Regions from separate parts of the Homo sapiens genome. Here regions 1, 3 and 4 are each linked to region 2. The links are chromatin contacts, found by Hi-C or POLR2A ChIA-PET in ENCODE. All regions are on one chromosome and are shown on one strand. The core of a region is the stretch at or near the end of the contact, and the rest is flanking DNA. Distances in the headings are between cores, read along the strand shown. Region 1 holds the start of C10orf143 (chromosome 10 open reading frame 143). Region 2 holds the start of BUB3 (BUB3 mitotic checkpoint protein). Region 3 holds the start of BNIP3 (BCL2 interacting protein 3). Region 4 holds the start of CASC2 (cancer susceptibility 2).

Region 1 (4,200 bases), core at 1,040-3,539, 7.0 Mb after region 2:
ATTGAAACTTAATGGAATTATAATTCTTAGGATAGTATTTTGTAAATAAGGATGATTTAAATATGAATCTTATAAGTAAATTATTTCCATTGTATTTTATTCGATAGTATAACTATTTTAATTTGATTAATCCACTATTATAGAAACAACAGTGGGAGTTTTACGTATGTAATCTTGCAGGTGGGGAGGCTTTAAATTCTAAAGGCTGTGTCTTTATGCCAACAACTGTATTTACTGTAGGTGTAGACAAATGTGAAAGTAACTTTATGCTTAAATAAATTTTAGTTGATTAAAGAAATTCAGATAATCCACATGATAACCATTCAATCACTAGCAGTATTTGCCACGTCTCCACTAAACGTCTCAAAGTCGCAGAAAACACAGCATGGCCTAACAGGAGCTCTTCATTGCCTCCACACCACTCTTCTCTCAAGGAGCAGCAGTACTGCCCTCGCAGGGCTCAAGTCAACCCCTACAACACCCTGGACTCCACTCTTCACATTACCCTGCCACTGCCACTCCATCAGTGAGACTGTCTGCTCTCCCTCTACACAGTCACGTCTCTCTAGTGTCACCACCCCACTGCCCTCTCTTGTGCAAACCTCTGCCACTTCTCCTCTGACACACTACTGTAGCCACAAGCCTTGCCTCCCTGCCTGCACCCTGATCACACCTTTCATTTTCCAGGGCAGTGAAGTAAGGTCTCAACACATCAGCATAATCATGTCACTTTTCTGTTTGTTTTTCTGCCATCTGGTAGCACAGTAGCAGTGAGCCACCCTTGGCTATGCAGAGGAGGGTGACACCCAGGGGATGGTGTGAGGGGAAGGAACTTAGGTCCCCGCATATCCCCTGATCTGGGTACCACCAGCCCTACGCCTATATTTAGTGACCCTGGGCTCCACCCCACTGGACTGCTCACGTCCATGCTGTTCTGTGCAGGAGAATCAAACTTCCATCTTGTTAGGGCCAGCGTGCTTTGAAGGCTCTTGGTTACAAAAGCACCCTAACCTGCTATATTACTGTACTATACTATTACTATACTACATTACTATACCATATTATTACTATATTACTGGGGTAACCTGCACCCTAGTAATATAACAATTGGTACCTGGAGGAGGGGTGCGGCTGTGATAGAAACCTAAGTGGTACTGGCTTCACGGCCAGGCAGTGAGTAGTGAGGAAAGAGATGGTGCAGGGTAGAAAGCTAGTCATTCCCGCTACGCAGTAAAGACATCTAAAAAAATGCTGCCTGTATTAACTGGGAAGACGGATCCTGCACTTACCAAGCCTGTGTAGCTCTAGAAGAAAAAAAAAAGCAAATATGCGGTATGTTGGCTGCTCACTGCTGCCCCTAGCGAGGAACTTTGAAATAAACGAGGTTAAGTAAGAACTGGCCAATTTGCAAGCAGAGGTGGAAGATAAAATACAGGAATGCCAAGCAGCTCTGTCTTCCAGCTCCAATCCTGCAGTACTTCTTTCAGTGCCCCTAAGACGCTAAGCTCCTTCCTCCAACACTGTTTTTTGTCACCTCCCATCCTGCCTACCCCCGGTCATCCTTCAAGTCTCACACATACCTGACTTACCCACGCACCCTGGGATCTTGTGCAAGTCTCCCCATTACCATCTCATCTTACCCTCTGCTCATCAGTTAATGGACTCAGCCCAAGAAGCACTAACACGCTCAATGCCGGGTAATTTTCTGCGCGTGTTCGCTCCCCACGTACTCGTCCCCCAACACCCAGCCCTGGGCCTGGCACGTGGCAGGCGCTCAGTGAACGAGACTCAGGAACAGTCAGGTGTAGACGGCAGGAGAAGACATGACACGGATACCAAGCACCCGAGGTCCTGCAATGAGTCTCGGCCCATGTTTTAGGGAGCCTGGGTCTGGAGCCCCAGTGAGCGTGTGGGTCAGGAAGGTGCCCGAGCTCCGCGCCCGACCGCGCAGGCGCGAAACCGGGAGAGCGGCGTCACAACCCCGCCCTAACAGGCCACGCCCATCACTGGCCACGCCCTCCCAGGGACGTACGCGAGCGTGCGAGTGTCTTGGGCCAGGCCTCCTCACAGGCAGGGCCGCGCCGGCAAAAACGAGGCGCGGTGGGAACCCGCCCAGGGGCCATCCGCCCTCCCGTCCCTAACGCCCAGGCCCCGGGGGCTCACCACGTCCCCCGGAACCTGCAGATCCTCCGCCCTCCGCTGTCGCCAGCGGCCGAGCGCTAAGCTGTCCATGCAGCCCCAGGGTCAAACCCTCCCGGCATCTCAGGCCTGGCCGAGGCCCGCGCACCACGCCCCCTTCCGCACAAGGCCCTGGGGAGCCAATAAGGAGAGGGAGGGGCGGGACGCCGCGGGAAGCGCGAGAGCACCAAGGCGAGGACCGCAGGCAGGAGTAGCAGAGACCAGAGTCTTCTGAGACTATTGGGATGCTGTGGGCGTTGTCCGTCTGCCCCAAGTCATTACTTCGCAGAGAGGTCCCTGCATATCTCTGCTTGTCGCTTCTCCCTTCACAGGAGCAGCCGTGGGGCTCTAAAGAAAGCATTCTTTCAGGATCCCGCCAAACTTTTGACAACACCCCGTGGATCGGCTGGAGGAGCGCCCGCCTCCTCTGTCTTATGATTGGTTGTTAGGCCTCGTGGGGAGCCGTCTCCCTGTGGCTGGTTGGCTAATAGATGGCGCAGCGGGTCAATTAGCTTGAGCGAGACAGCGGGTGTTTCTGGGAGTTGTGGTCCGCAGGGCTGCCTCGCTTCCGGGTGGGAGCTGCTGTTGCCGCGGTGGGAAGACGCAGAGCTTTCAGGCCAGCCCCGCGCGGCTCACGGCTTTTGTGGCTGGTGGCTGGTGGCTGCTGGTTGGGAGGCCCCGGAAGGACTTCTACTCCTCCGTAGGCTGGAGGGCACTAGGAGGTCGCAGGTGCTGAGCTGCCGGGGCCTTTGGGCTGTGCTGAAGGGGAAAAGCGCAGCCACTGTCGGGAGTGTGTGCTGTGGAGGCAGTTGCCGCGGTGATGTTCGCTCCGCCTGGCCCCTGCCGGGGATTCAGCCAACCAACCCTCAACAGCCGGCGGCGGCTCAGTCTCTGGCCCGGCGCGGTGCTGAGCACCACTGAGCCCTCATCTTAGGGCACCGAGGCCCGGACTCCTGCAGCCGCATGTCCAGGCCCCTCCTGCCTTAGCACGGAGCTCCCTTGACTGCTCCAAACAGCCCAGACTGGCGCCTTTTTTGGATAAATTAAAACGGGGCCAATCCGTTGCCAGCGATTGGCTAACGATGGGTACACGACCTAGTACGGGCCAGGGAGAAGTAAGCGAGGTCTGTTGAGGCAGAGTTTCGGGAAAGATCTTCTAGTTAAAAGGGGAGTTGGGTGGGTGGGGGCTGTTTTCTTCCTGTTGTCCTTGCCCAGTGTAAGTTTCCTGGAGCTGCAGCAGCCTTTTTGTCACCATGAGGGCAGCTGGTGGGAACCCTAGGAAAGCAGGAAATCACCTAGAGCCGGAACAGCCTGAGCCTCTGAACCAACCCACAGCTGACTACCCGTCACTTTGTCGTGTCTCTGTGATTTGAGTCCATCATTCTGCTGCAGTTGAAGGTATCCTTTGACAAAGCCCTGTTCTTAACCATTATGGTGAAACGCATGAATCCCTCTTCGGGCTATTTGCTGCATGATCCTCAGCAAATTAAATAGTTAATCTCCCTCAGTTTCCTCATTTATAAAGGATAGGATGATAAAGCATAGAGATCGTGAGGATTACATGAGGCATTTACCTAGAAGATACTTAGAACAATGCTGGACACAAACTAAGTACTTAACAAATGTAACATTTCTCCTATTAGTTAGTACTCCTAAGACTAATTATGCCACCACTGATTCACAGTCCCTTATCAAAAACCTTTCAGGCCAGATGTGTTTGTGAAATTCAGAATTTTTTGAATGTTTAAAAAAGGTGAGATATATTGTATGCCCCCGTAGTCAAACAATGTTTCTATAGCAGAAATGTGTGAGTATTCACAAATATTCACCCTAAGTGGGATATATAAAGGTTGTAAATAGGGCCAGGCACAGTGGCTCATGCTTGTAATCCCAGTACTTTGGAAGGCCAAAGCGGGAGGATTGCTTGAACCCAGGAGTTTGAGACCAGCCTCGGCAACACAGTGAGACCCCCGTCTCTACAAAATAAAAATAACAAAATTAGCCGGGCACTATGGCGCCCAC
Region 2 (4,410 bases), core at 95-2,594:
TCAATGCAGTAGGCAGAAAGGTTGTTGTTGTATGTGTGTTTCTTGTGTCAGGAATCACAGAAAGAGGTGCATCCAATTCAGGGTGTGTGAATGCATAAAGATCATCAACACTTTCTCATTAATGTCCCTTAAAAGTTAATCACTTTAACCCCACAATTTTCTCTCACTTCACACAAAATCAAATAAAACGATATATATTTTTCTTTTACAAAAGGCAGTGAAAAAGCGGTTAAAGCATGGATTAAATTGAAATTTTTCAGTGAGCCTTTGACATTCAAGAATAACTCAGTCACTTCATTCTACTGATTAAGTATTGCTTTTCTTTCATGGAGATAAAATAATTTCTCATACTCAAGCAACCTTCTTGATCCTCATTTCTAGAGGATTCTAGAAAACAGCAAATGGAGCACACTGAGCCTGCAACTTTGGGGAGTGGCAGGACAGAGTGGAAGGGGAGAGGCTTGTAGCTGTCGTTTCAGGACCCTTCAAAAAAGAGCTCTAAAAGAAGTGGTGGGAGCTTTAACACATTGCAGAGTACTGTCTCCCAGGCTGTTCACCCTTCTGAAGGGGGGTTCCTGAAGGGCAAAGGCTGGTCTGATTACATGCATCTTTCCAGAGCCTCTCACCAGGCCTGGCGCCAGTGGAGGCTCAATAAATGTTTGTGGAAAGATGGGGTGGAGAGATAAAGCATAATATAAATATGAATGGGTTTCTTCAGCAGAACTTGAGACAATGGGAAATGGGAGACCCTGGTTTATAGGTGGAAATTCCCAAGAAATGAGAAAAAAAAAATCAAGGCAAAATAATGCAGTTGATAGAGCAAATATTTCCTCCTCTACATCAACTTTTGGTTAGCTTCACGGGCGTGTGCACGCCCAGGGATAGGGAGACAACTTTAGGACTATATAAGTATTGCCCAAAATGGGATTCTTGTGTTTCAGAGACTAACTTCAAGGGGAGGGCGCCATGGACAGAGCTGTAAAGATCTTTCCCGCTTTCTATGAAGAGGGCGGGCAGAGCGTCAGCCCCTAGAAAACTACATTTCCCAGAATGCCATACGCAGGCGGGAGAGGGCATGAACAGAGCCTTGGCGCGATGCTCCTTGGGAGGTGTAGTTTCCACGCGTCCAGCTCGAACGCTGATGCCCCAGCGCGGTGGTAAAATGAGCCCACGTGATCGGAAAAGCAGCGGTTTCCCTTTGAGCCGGAACAGGATGACTGGGTTGACCGATGCTGGGCAGCTGAGCGGACCAATCGGCCCCCTAGACTGAGACGTTGGCGTTTGAAATCAGCCAATGGCAGGTCTACACTGGAGCTTCCTCTCCGCCTCCTTCGCCTAGCCTGCGAGTGTTCTGAGGGAAGCAAGGAGGCGGCGGCGGCCGCAGCGAGTGGCGAGTAGTGGAAACGTTGCTTCTGAGGGGAGCCCAAGGTAGGGAGGCGAGGCGACGGTGTGCGGGAGCGGGCTCTCCAGGGACTTCCCGGGTCCGCAACTGGCAGGGCCGTTCGATTCGCAGGGGATCCCGTTTCGTTTCTGTTGTTTTCCCTTTATTTTTAGGAGTGCCCGGGGCGACGGGACCCCGGGAGAGGGGAAAGGGAACAGTCTGGGGTCCGGGCATCGCTGTGGGCCGGGCTGGGTTTAGGGGGACGGCGGTGCGGGCTGGGCCGGTTTGGGCGCGGCGGGGGCCGGATGATGGGGCGAGTCCGGACCTTGGCGGGCGAGTGCTCGGCGCAGGCGCAAGCGCAGAGTCTCCTCGCGGTCGTCCTCTCGGCCCCTCCCTCTGGGGGGACCCCCAGTGCCAGGCTGTCAGTGCGCAGCCCCAGCCCGCGGGACCCCTGGGGACTCTGGGCGCCTGTTCTGCAGATGACCGGTTCTAACGAGTTCAAGCTGAACCAGCCACCCGAGGATGGCATCTCCTCCGTGAAGTTCAGCCCCAACACCTCCCAGTTCCTGCTTGTCTCCTCCTGGGACACGTCCGTGCGTCTCTACGATGTGCCGGCCAACTCCATGCGGCTCAAGTACCAGCACACCGGCGCCGTCCTGGACTGCGCCTTCTACGTAGGTGCCCTCCCGCCCTGCTCCTGCCCTCTTACTGTGTTAACGATTCTCCACGTGAGGAGCGTTTCTTTTCCAGTGTTGGGTAGAGGCGTCTGTCGGTGGGGTTATTTGGACAGTTCTTTAGCTTTTCAGGAGCATCTGCCTTGAACCTGTACCGTTTTGGGTTGGAGACATGCAGACATTGGAAACTCCGTCTCCCCTTTTCTGTTACACGCTTGTGGAGTAACTCTAAACTTTCTGAAAATACGATCATTATATTTGCAACAATACTGTTTTGGCTGCCGTATTGAAAGGAACCGTTTAGGGGAAATGTATGTTTACCCTCAGCTAGCGTGTTGGCTAGGATAAAGCAGCCCTCCTTTAATTTCCAGACACAGGAGTTTAGTGACCACTTGCTTTTTTATGCTGTTTTTTGGTTTGTTTACCATGAATAGTTGAGCCCAGTGCATATCCCGAGCATAAACTGAACACTTGCTTGTAGAAATAAGAATGTTGAAACCCTTTCAAAAGTTCTAGTTTTTAAACGGTTCAAAACTATTTTATAGGATCCAACGCATGCCTGGAGTGGAGGACTAGATCATCAATTGAAAATGCATGATTTGAACACTGATCAAGGTAATGTGACCATATCTTTACCAGTTTGTTTTCTTGGCTAGTGTTCTTAAGTATAAATGTTTATGTAGGAAGAGTGGTTCCTAAATTGCTTAGTTACTAAGTTGCTTAAGTACAGGTGGCTTGAATTTAGGATTTTTTTAATTTAAATGATAACCATTAAGTTACTGATTACAGAATATTATGCATGTATTTTTGCAGTAAAGCCAGTTATGGTCGCCATTGTCAGTGTTTACATAAATTGACACTCAAGTATTTGGCCTTTATTTTGTCCTTAGAAGTGGGCTGGATCCCAGACTGGCCAGCGTTTCATTAGGATTTTCCACTACAATGCTGATGTTTTGAGAGTTCAGTTTTTAGAAGCTAATTTAGTTTTCAGAAGCTAAAGGTAGATTTAAAACCTGACAAAAAATAGGCAATCATGTCTATATTAATTGTGTTTGTTTTAGGTATTTAGCAAAATATGTTTCCGTTGCATTTTTTGAATGAGTAACTAGATGATACATTTCCTTTCGGTTAAGTAATTTCTTAGAGATCCAGATATGAAATGACTTACTCAAATTTTTTTGGTGACATTGGCACAGTGTTAGAGATTGGACTGGAGCCCAAATGCATAGAGCTCTCTAGCTGAACATTTGTTTGCATGTGTATTCATCAGACATAGGTATTCTAAGGAGATAGGAGGGTACAGAGATATGACTAGAGAGAAGATGAGTTGAGCAACAGGAGAATGGATGGAGGATGGCCACATTTTGTCAAAAAACTAAGCACCCAATTAGAAGAGGCTTTTGCATGAAAGCTACTTCTTCTGTAACTTATACTGCAGGTATTGGGTTTTGTTTGCCAGTAGCTTACCCTGTGTAATAAGTAAGCTTGTAAGTCTAGGTTCTATTTGTTCAGAAACTTGTAGGGGTAGGGAGAAACACTGAAAAGCAAACGTCTCGATTTTCAGTGTTACATAGAGAATTAGCTGTTTATTCTATGAAAGTCACTGCCAAACTTCATGAAATCCTTTCTTTTTCTTTCTTGTTTTTTTTTTTGAGCTAGAGTCTCACTCTGTTGACCAGGCTGGAGTGCAGTGGTGTGATCTTGGCTCACCACAGCCTCCGCCACCCGCATTCAGGCAATTCTGCCTCAGCCTCCCGAGTAGCTGGGACTACAGGTGTGCGCCACCATGCTCGGCTAATTTTTGTATTTTTTAGTAGAGGCGGGGTTTCACTGTGTTGTCCAGGATGGTCTTGAACTCCTGATCTCGTGATCCGCCCACCTTGGCCTCCCAAAATGCTGGGGCTAATCTTACTGTTTGCAGGTCAGGACCATATATTGTTCATTCCTATATCCTTAGCAGTTGGCACAGATTCTGGTACATAGTAGATGTTAGTTGAAGGAATAAATGAGATATAGTGAGAAGGTTCAAATTGAAAAGAAAATGTCTATTGAAAATTTGAACCACAGTGGAACCAAGTGCAGTAATGAGAGGACTTCACTCCCAGTTCTCATAACCCTTTAGCCATGTAAATAAGTTTCTTAGCAGCATTGGCTTAATGTTCAACATAAATGTTGTTGATCCAGAAGACCAGAGTTCTCCATTCATTTGTTTATTCAACAGATATTTCTTGAGCACCTAGCCTGTACCAGACCTTGCACTAGATACGGGCAGAGATCACAGAGGTAAACGCAGTTCCTGATAGGAAATCTAGAATCAAGTGAGGAAGATAACAGACATGCCACTATGTTAATGTA
Region 3 (4,805 bases), core at 939-3,438, 8.8 Mb after region 2:
AAGAGATAGAAAGGAACAGAATCAGCCCATTTTGCCATTAACTCTTTAGGAAAAGCAGTTGGCCCCAGAGGGTACACTCAGAGGAGAGAGTGCTTGCTGCTTCCATCCGTGGGTCTGGCTGCAAGGCTCCCATTGTTCTCTGTTCCGAGGTCAACAAGGGGCAGTGAAATCGGACAGGCAGAGGTGAGCGCTGCCTGAGCCACCGCTCCGTCCCGGATTTGCAGGCAGCTGGAGCCCGCGGGACCGGCCAACCCCGCCCACGCCGAGCCCACAGTGGCCCCGTCCTGCCGCGCGGACACTCAGGGCGGCCCAAGGAATCGCCTACATGGGATCCACCCCGCGGGTAACTATCTTTTTATAGAATAAACAAAACAGAAAAACAAAAATCTCGTAACTCCGGCGCTGGCCGCCTTGCACTGCCAATGACTCAGCAGCCTGTGTAAGTTACATATTGGAGAGAGGACCGAGCCCCCCGGAGCCCCCTCCACCTCCCAGCGCCCAGATCCCAGCCGGACAGTGAAACGCACAATGTCAGGAGTAACGCGGCTTCACAACCGGAAAATGGGTGATTTTATGGCAAAGAGTTTATAAAAACATCCCTTGGACTTTATTTTATGACAAAAGATAGGAAAACACCTCTTAATCTATTTCAAAATAGTAATTAGCCAATGTTTAAATTTCAAGAGGAAAAATCCGAATTACAGGATTTTAAAGAATATGGTTTTAGGCCAGGCGCGCCTGGTGGCTCAGGCCTATAATCCCAGCACTTTGGGAGGCCGAGGCGGGAGGATCGCTTGAGCCCAGTTCAGACCAGCCTGGGCAACACAGTGAGACCCCGTCTCTTAAAAAAAAAAAAAGGTAAAAAAAAAAAGCTTGTAGTGTTCATATGTATATATATATATTATTCAATATATTACGGTAACTAAGTCCTGCCTAGTAAAATCTTTTTTTTTGTAATAAAATTAGCAACTCACTAAATTTATGTGAATATATGGTTTTAAAAACTCTCAATGAAGATTAAAAGTTCACTGTCAGAGGTTTCAGCAGTCCTTTCCCAAGCTTATTTACATGCTAATTTTGCTTAGTAAACTCTGGCTTCAAAGAACACAAAGGTCAGCTGCCACCAGGTCCCTCCTCCGAGGCTTTGGCCCTAGGGACCCTGGGAAGGCGGCTTCAGTGCCCGCTTCCCTGAGCAAAGGCTCGTCTGGACTCTGACGCGGACCCACCGGGTGGGGTGGGTCTCCACGCCACCCGGCTGTGCGTGGGGCAAGTCCTGCACCCCGGGCCTGCGTTTCCCGCTGCGTGAACGGATGGTCTTGCGAATCTAGCCAAGGGCACACAGCGAGCCTCTACTCGGGCATTAGGCAGGCTGTAACGACTGAGTGCTGCACGGGCAGCGTCCTTTTGCTTGTGTTTTCTTAACCCGTAAGTCATTTAAAGCTTTGTTTTGGAACGACCCTCTAGTGAAATTGGAACATGCCCATTTAATGCCATATTTTAAAAACGCTGTAACCCCCTCCCATCTCCGCGTTCACCCTTGAGGAAATCCTAACAGTCACCATGGATATAAACATTAATAACAAAATTAAAGCTCATAACAGGCCACTTGCCACGCCTTGGTGTTTGGTCATTAAAACCAATACTGGTCTGAACTACAGACCGCGGAGGGCAACGTGGACTTTGAGGCTGTTCGGTCCAACTGCGAGACGCAGATTCACCTCCAGGTGGAATTCTAGCTCGCGCGGAGCTGGAGAATCGGGGCTTTCCCGTGCGGTCCGACCCGGGTCCAAGCCAACCCCCGCCCGAGTGGCGAGGCCGCGAACCCCGGGCAGTACGCGGGGTCCCCACGCCCCGGGCTCCGCATGCCCGCAGGAGGGGTGGGTACGGAAGGGGAGGATGGCGCAGCCTCGCCCGGCCCGCGATGCCCCCTAGGCCTCCCCGGCAACCTCCCCTTGGCGCCCTCTTGGCCTTCCCCAGGCTTCCCCCCCGCGCCCCCTCGGCTCCCGCGCCGCCTCCTCCGCCTCACCCTGCAGGCTCTCCTCCTGCATCCCGGGCGCTCCGTTCTGCGACATGGCGCCAGAGGGCAACTGCGGCGATCGGAGTCCGCGCCGGGCTGCGGGATGTGCTTCAGCTGCGGGCGGTGGGAAAGCGGAGGTCGGAGCGCCGCGGCCCAGCTGCGCTCCCGGACTGAGCGGAGCCCCGCAGCCCGGCCGGAGGAACTCACAGGGCAGGGCGGGGCCGGGCGGATCTGCGGCCGCGTCGCCCATTGGCCGCGACTTGGGGCCTGCGCGTGCGCAGGGGCGTGGGGTGCGTGTGGCACGTGCGGCGCGTGCGCGGGGCGGGTCCTGCGGTGGGCGAGGGGCAGAGGCCTGCGGTGCGCGGGACGCGGGCGGGGAGAGGGGCGGGGCGAGGGGCGCGCAGGCGCGAGGGCGGCAGCGACCGCCTGAGGTGAGCCGGCCCGGGCTGGACGCCGCGGGCCGCGTGACGAGTGGGCTGCGCGGTCGCCGCCGCGGCGGGCGGTGGGCCGGGTTCTCCTTTGAAGGGGCGGTGGGACCGGCGGACTCTCTGGGCACTGGCTACCACGGAGACGCCGCTACGCTTCGGGGCGGGGCCCGTCTTTCCATCCTGCTAGTGGGGAAACTGAGGCGCGGGGCTGGCGGCGTCCGTGCGGGGGGCGTGAGGACGTGCAGGGAAGCGGCCGCTGCGGCTCCGAGACGGCCCGTGGGGTCGGGACCTGCGCCCGGGGCGGGAGCTGCGAGCGGTGGGCCGGAGCTGAGCGTCTCGGGACGGGACCGCGTCCCCGGGTCTTTGCCCGCCCCGCCGGGGCGCCCCTGCGTGAACAGCGGGGCCCGTTGTGTCCGGGGCGTCCGCCCGCAGGAAGAAGCGGAGGCTCGAGCAGAGTCGAAAGAGTCTGCCCGAGGGAGGCGCGGACCCCAGGGGCCCGGGAGAGGCGCGCCGTCCGCCTCTGCGGCAAGGGGCCTCCGGGGTGCAAACGCGGTGTGGGGCGGGCGTCCCCGGGGTGGGACGCCCCGTCCACGGGGCGGAGTGGCGCTTGGTCGGGCCGGGTGGGTGCCCGGCTTCCGTGGGAGCCAGCCTGGCGTGGGGGCCTCGCAGCCTCGGGACTGGGAGGCACTTTTCAGAGGAAAGTCGCTTTCTCATTTCCCGCTTTTGATCAAAAGTCTTTCTTCTTGAAAGCATTGTTGATCCAAATCCAAGTGTCAAGGTGCGCCCCAGAAACGCTGCTTCCCAGACAGTCGTGTCTGGTCTTGCGGGAAAGGAGGAGGCGTCCCGCCAAGGAACCAGGCGCTCAGAAGCTGAACCGGGGTCACAGAGCCGCGAAGCCAGACCTCAGTCGCTGCGTGCATTTCATCCCTGCTCTTGCCTGTTGAATCGTCTCTAGTCTTTGGAGTGCCATGATTTTAGTTTTCTCAGGAGTAACAAACATCCAGAGGCCAGTGTGGGGCGCATGTCTTTCATCTCAGCACTTTGGGAGGCCGAGGCAGGAGGATCGCTGGAGCCCAGGAGTTGGAGACCAGTCTGGGCAATATGGCGAAACGCTTTCTCTCCCCTAAAAAAATACAAAAAACTTAGCTGGGTATGGTGGCACCTGCTGTGGGAGGATTCCTTGAGCCCAGGAGGTAGGGGCTACAGTGAGCCATGATCAGGCCACTACCCTCCAGCCTGGGCAACAGTGTGAGACCCTGTCTCAAAAAAAAAAAAAAAAAAACCGCCAGAGATACATAGCATAGCATTAATAATTTCGATAGTAGAACTGTAGTGCTGGCCAGGCAGTGGTTCTTGTGTGTAATCCCAGCATTTGGGGAGCCCAAGGCAGGAGGGTCACTTGAGCCTGATAGTTCAAGACCAACCTGGCAACACAGAAAGACTCCATCTCTATTAAAACAAAAATGTTACCAAGTACGGTGCACATAAGGATTACAATGAAAAAGAGAATGTGTATGCCAGAATGAAAAACGGAACCTATTCGAGGGAGTCAACTAAAAGTATTACGAAGAAAATCAAATGGAGAATTGTTCAGAATAGTGTAGCCTAGTGGCTTGTACTTTTTCCCATATGAGTTTCTACTTCGTGGAAAGGGTTTATGCACATCAAGAGGTATTTGCCACCATACATAGACTTGCTTGCTCAGCTAATAATCGAAAGCAATGCAGTCGTCCAGTGCAGCCTTAGCCAGTGAGTCAGTAGCTTTTTGTTGGGCTGTGATGGAGGCAGCAGTTTCATCAGCAATATTTCCTGATAGGCCAGATATGCTCGCAGTCATCCCAAGTAAAAGCAAACAAATACTGACTCTAGGTCCACTGGAATACTAAAGAAGGCACTACATAAATGAGTCACAGTGTCTCACTTCCAGCTGCCGAAAGAGGATGGGGCTTTGGTACTACCAGATGTCTGGGGATCACAGTGTTGATGACGGTTCTCAAATCTTGTACAGAATACCAGCTCTTCCCATTCGGCTTCCTTACAAGAAGGATTGGAGTATTACATGCTGGCGCAAGGAATAATTAGACCCCTTTTAATATAGTCTTTTGTTACGGATCTTATTCCTTCATTTGCTTCAGGCCTTAGAGGATATTGTCTGATATTGGGTAAAGGATTAATCAGGTTTACTTCCACTTTAATGAAAGTGGCTGAATATATTTTACTAATGTCGGTGGAAGACTCTGACCATAAGTGGTCTGACAAAGCTTGCCCTAAGCCATCCGTGTCATTAGTGCCAGTTGAAAAAAAAGTTGTTTGATCTGTATTTTTATAATTTCAGTAATTTCTCATTCTGTAGTTTTTCC
Region 4 (4,548 bases), core at 1,170-3,669, 5.1 Mb before region 2:
GATTATTTGGTAATTATCCATTTTTCACTTTCAATTTGATAAAGAATCCCTCGGAGGAAACTGAATGCCACTCTTTAGGTATCAAATAATTTTATTATTCAAATCACTGATATATATTAAACTTTACATTTAACTTTTTCTCTCCTTCTAAAATATTTTCATCTCAATTAAATGGTACCATTTTTCCTCCTGCATTCCTAGTATTTCTGATCTCTCTACACTTTTACTCCACATATATTAAATCTTAGGTTAAGACCTGATTTAAAATGAAACAAAAAAACTCCAATCAAGAGAAGCCTGAGAGTAGAAATGTACAGAAAAGAACAAGAGAGAGTCGTTTTAAAATGTAAAGAATTAACATAAACTTCAAGAAAAATATCATTGTAAGAAAGTTTTTTAAAGAGTAAATAAATTCAATTATAACTGAACAAAACACCAACACTATTTTGGAAATGGAAAGTCCTCTTAGAAGTTCAACCAGTATTTTTCTCTCACTAATTTCATTAATATAATGTCCTTTTAAGTTTATGGAAGGGGTGAGTATACTTAACTCTAAAAACATATTTTTTTTCAATTTAAGACACAATATCCTAGTGTTAATTTATATTATGATTTTTTAAATTAAAATGTATCTAACTCAAGCTCAAAAGTCATACTGAAAAGACCACTGAAGATGTTATCAAATCATTTCATCACAAAAATTTATCATTCTCTCCATCCTACAGCATTTAATATGGTCTAAACACAATAGCTTTGGAAAATCAATTCTGAATACAATAACTCTGATGTAATTGCAAATTCAAAGGAAAATGTAAGTGCATTCGAAGTTGAGGATGTCTGTACATACTTTTAAAACTTTTTTTTTTTCTAACAGGTATAGACTCCCATCAAGGCACACTGACCCTGAAAAATGGCTGAGCTAAAATAAAAGCTGTGTTTATAACGCTGAAACGAAATACTGAGTTCTAAATCTGGTGATTTATCTTTTGACAGCTACAAAGTGCGACACATCAACATTACATTGCCAGATTTAATTTCTCATCTTCCATTTCATTGATAATTGTAAGGTTTAAAATCCATAACAATTTATATGAAGTTCTAGTTGGTCAATACTGTGATCCAGTCCTCATACTGAAACAATGTTAACTTACTTAAAATCCACCACAAAATATTCAATTATTTGACAGATGTTTAACAGAAAGAATAAGGGATCATTAATGATTCCATTTAAAAAATATTTCATCACGAGTGCTACTTTTACTTCAGATTCATGCAAATATGGTGCTTAAAACTGGATCATATTTCAATCCAAAAACCAACGCCCGAAGTATACGGATAATTTCCAAGAACAGAAAAACCATAAATAAGATATAAACTCCCCCAAATTCAAAATAAATTACATAACTTACTCTGTTTTCCTTCTTTGTTTGTCCTCAAAGATGTCATTGAGATTGATTGCCACCTGCCCTAAAAATTTATCCAGACCCACCAGGGACCTGTGCATAACTATAAGGAAAAGAATGTATTTCTCTGGACTTCCCTGAATTAGCAATCCAGGTAGCTCGAAAGAGGCCTCCTCCTTCCAAACTGGCTCAAGGGTTTTCTCAGCTACAGAGGTGGAGTACTTTTCCTTGCCCAGCTGAATTATAGTGTATGTGTCATTGGTACCACTTTTGCCTTTTGGCTTCAGATCTTTGGCTTGGAGCACTGTGACCTGCACGTGGGTTGGAAACCACTTTTGGGCTTGCTCGGACAGCATCATCCTGTCCTGTTTCTCTGCCCCCGAGTTCCCTAGCACAGGCAGTGCCCCTCCCGGAGGGAGAGCCTAATTCCTTAATCACTGCATCCTAAGGACACTTAACGGAAACAGGCAGGCTCAGGGCTCCCCGACTTCCCTATGGCTGATGTCAAAACGCCTCGCGGGGGCAGCCCAGGGGCACGGCCGCTCCGGGGGTCCCCTTTCGTCTGGAGAAACACAGAGGCCCACCATCACCTGGCCGCGCCGTGCAGGCCTCTGCGCGGACCCCCGCCCCTGTCTCCACCTTCCCCAGGCCTGCGGGGCACGTGAGGCCTGGCCACACGGACCCGGGCGGAGGGCTGCGGGGGTGAAGGGAGCCCCCGCCCCAATTCTGCACCCCTGGCCTCCCGCCTGCCTCCTTGCGGCCGAGCAGCCTCCGCTGCCTCCGCGCCTCCCGCCCGCCCGGCGTTCGTCCGCAGGCTCGGCCCGGCTCCTCCTCCCGACCCCGGTAATACGAACCGCCGGCGGCTAACGCGGCCTCGCTCCCTCTCGCAAACCTCTCCCTCCTCCTCCTCCCCCTCGCCTCAGCTCCTCCTCTCGGGCGGGAGCGGGTAGCCAGGGGTGGAGTGGGGGAGGGCGGGGAACGCGGCCGCCCCGGCGCCGGCGGGACGTGGGGCGGGCAGCGGGCTGCAGGGCTGCGGGCGCTTGGTTCGGCCTGGCCCGGCCGGCGGCTCCTAACACCGGGCGGGCGGCTGCGGCGGCACTTCCGGGTTGGCCTTCTCCATGTTGGTCTCGGGAACGTGAAGGGGCGGGGCCTCGAGGTCAGGGGTCAGCACCTCCCTGGTTGCCGTGGCGACTGGAGGCGCGCGACGCGGGCGCAATGGCGGGGACCCGGGGCTTGATGCTGCTTGGGCCTGGCCCAGTGGCGGGTCCTAGGGACGTGGGTACCTGCAGAGGCCGGCAGGTGAGCCCTGGGGAGGGCTGGGGACCGCTCGTGAGAGGAGGTCATCAAAGACCCGGAGACGCCCCTAACTAGGGCGTCTTTGAGGGCAGGGGATCTGTGTTCGCTGTGTCCTGGATGCCCAGTGCCTGGCAGGAGCAGGTCCATAAATGGTGTTGGAACGAATCAGGCCTCTTCACTGACCGAAAGGAAACTTTTCTCCAATCTCCTATCCACCCTTCTCTTTTTGAAAAGTCCGTAAATTGACTGAAAATGACATCCCCCACCCAGACGAAGGGCGATAGGGAAGCAAATAGTTTCCACAGGGAGTAGAGATGTAGGGAGGCACTGGGCTGGCATCAGAAGACCTGGTTCCGGCCGCGCCTCTGCCGCTATCAGTGTGTGTGACCTTGGCCGAGTCATTTCACCTCCATGAGCCTCAGTGTTTTCACGAGTAAAAAAGCCAGTTCTACCTCATGTCTAAGACTCCATCACGACTCTATGGGCTCGACGTCAAAAGGACCCCCGTGGGGACTCACACTGTGGTGGACTGTGCAAATCATGTGGAGACCATGCCCCAAACACGGGTTTCGAGTTTCAGGGGATAATACATGTGCCTTTCCTAGCACAATGCGGCACATAAATCTCCTTTTGCCCCTCTATTTCTCAATTGGAAGAGACGCTTATGTACCACCCCATTGCTGTTAATTCTGTTCGTGTCTTACCTTCCCAAGGAAATTCTAAGTTTTGGGACTGCCTTGTCTATCATGCAGTCCCTTCATAGTGGCTAGCATGCAGCAGACAATTTACTGAATTACTTAATGCCTTTTTTCCCTTTACAAGACTAATTTTGAGAGTAAAACAATATGATACATGTAAATGCACGTTTTTTTAACTTAAATGGCCATAAACATGTAAAGTATCGTGTTTATTATTTTCAAGCAAGGTTTAAAACTTCTCATTCAAGGCAGAATTTTTCATCCCTGGGAGACAGTGTATGAAAAGGCCATGTGTGGAAAACAGAACAAAATCATCGTACTGCGAATATAGCATCTGGATCCCAGAGTGCACAGTTGTCAACTTTAAAGAAAAATATTCTTAGGGATTTTTAAACAGTACGTTGGAACAGTCAATGGTGGAATTTCACCAGGATCTCTAAGGAGAAATAATTTGACACCTGAAACTTACAAAAACCAAATAAACATCATGAAATCAAATTTAATTAAGTTTAGAGTTCTTATACATTTTAAAAGTCTTCATGTCTCTATTAAAGGTTGTAATTAAACAATAGAAAATTATAATAGTGGATGTGTATTTCTGAAGAGCTTAAATTGGTAAGCTTTATTAATGATTATAAACTTGTTTACAAATATAATTTCACTCATCTCTGAAATATAGCCATCTCTAGGGTAGAAGTTGGCAGCAGTAGTTCACAGCAACTCAATAACATACTCCAACACAACTCAGAGAATACTCTAAAGGCAAGAGCTGAACAATTGGAATTACTAACCTCTCTTTCTGTAGCACCTAAATTTCTTTTGAGTTTTCCCAACAGCTGGCTAGAGCCAAAATTGTTTAGTTTTACTGGTGAAATCAGAAATTATGACTTAAAATTTTTTAAGCCAGAATAAGAAAATAACATATTTTTGCCCCCGGGGAAAGCAAATAAACAAACAAACCAAATGAGCTAAATAGAATCTGGGATTGCATTATAATAAGGAAATGACTTCCTATAGAATGTTTTCCTTTTTTGATTATATTAAGAGAATAAAAATATGACAGTGGAGTCAAAGATATGGTTGGCTTATAGTGAAAAATAATGACAATTACATAAGATCTGGGATCAAAGTGCTTCTCCCAAAATGTTTAT

What was found. Hi-C counts contacts between places; a loop is a spot of excess contacts on that map. ChIA-PET counts read pairs that join two places held with the same protein, here RNA polymerase II (POLR2A). Pooled maps may share reads with other maps.
Region 1: a map of ascending aorta shows a loop between it and region 2 (7-fold over the local background). The contact joins the promoter of C10orf143 here to the promoter of BUB3 in region 2. A Hi-C loop is called at or near these places in 3 of 168 maps with a recorded cell type or tissue (ascending aorta and naive thymus-derived CD4-positive, alpha-beta T cell), 1 of 37 single-sample maps with no recorded cell type and 16 of 50 pooled maps. POLR2A ChIA-PET finds 5 or more read pairs at or near these places in 1 of 52 experiments (activated CD4-positive, alpha-beta memory T cell).
Region 3: a loop to region 2 is called in a pooled map, with 11 times the contacts of the local background. The contact joins the promoter of BNIP3 here to the promoter of BUB3 in region 2. A Hi-C loop is called at or near these places in 7 of 50 pooled maps.
Region 4: a map of naive thymus-derived CD4-positive, alpha-beta T cell shows a loop between it and region 2 (13-fold over the local background). The contact joins the promoter of CASC2 here to the promoter of BUB3 in region 2. A Hi-C loop is called at or near these places in 1 of 168 maps with a recorded cell type or tissue (naive thymus-derived CD4-positive, alpha-beta T cell) and 8 of 50 pooled maps. POLR2A ChIA-PET finds 5 or more read pairs at or near these places in 1 of 52 experiments (activated CD4-positive, alpha-beta T cell).

What each region holds. Positions count from the first base shown.
Region 1 is chr10:130,108,541-130,112,740 of GRCh38, forward strand. It overlaps C10orf143 (chromosome 10 open reading frame 143), which reads right to left and starts at 2,290. Exons shown (of 4, transcript NM_001355042.2): 1 at 2,164-2,290. The coding sequence starts at 2,232. It overlaps LOC102724883 (a long non-coding RNA gene), which reads left to right and starts at 2,753. Exons shown (of 3, transcript NR_188169.1): 1 at 2,753-3,576. It also overlaps the pseudogene CTAGE7P. RefSeq lists enhancers at 495-754, 1,345-1,454, 1,615-1,794, 2,655-2,984, 3,465-3,594 and a silencer at 1,985-2,364.
Region 2 is chr10:123,153,058-123,157,467 of GRCh38, forward strand. It overlaps BUB3 (BUB3 mitotic checkpoint protein), which reads left to right and starts at 1,345. Exons shown (of 8, transcript NM_004725.4): 1 at 1,345-1,428; 2 at 1,861-2,055; 3 at 2,601-2,670. The coding sequence starts at 1,861. RefSeq lists enhancers at 1,016-1,310, 1,030-1,199, 1,036-1,195, 1,926-1,995 and a cis regulatory region at 1,115.
Region 3 is chr10:131,979,735-131,984,539 of GRCh38, forward strand. BNIP3 (BCL2 interacting protein 3) reads right to left here and starts at 2,189. Exons shown (of 6, transcript NM_004052.4): 1 at 2,027-2,189. The coding sequence starts at 2,072. RefSeq lists an enhancer at 1,368-2,292 and silencers at 1,700-1,929, 2,160-2,459, 2,510-2,699, 2,740-2,859.
Region 4 is chr10:118,044,402-118,048,949 of GRCh38, forward strand. It overlaps CASC2 (cancer susceptibility 2), which reads left to right and starts at 2,420. Exons shown (of 4, transcript NR_026940.1): 1 at 2,420-2,702. RAB11FIP2 (RAB11 family interacting protein 2) reads right to left here and starts at 2,540. Exons shown (of 5, transcript NM_014904.3): 1 at 1,410-2,540. The coding sequence starts at 1,762. RefSeq lists a silencer at 1,978-2,467.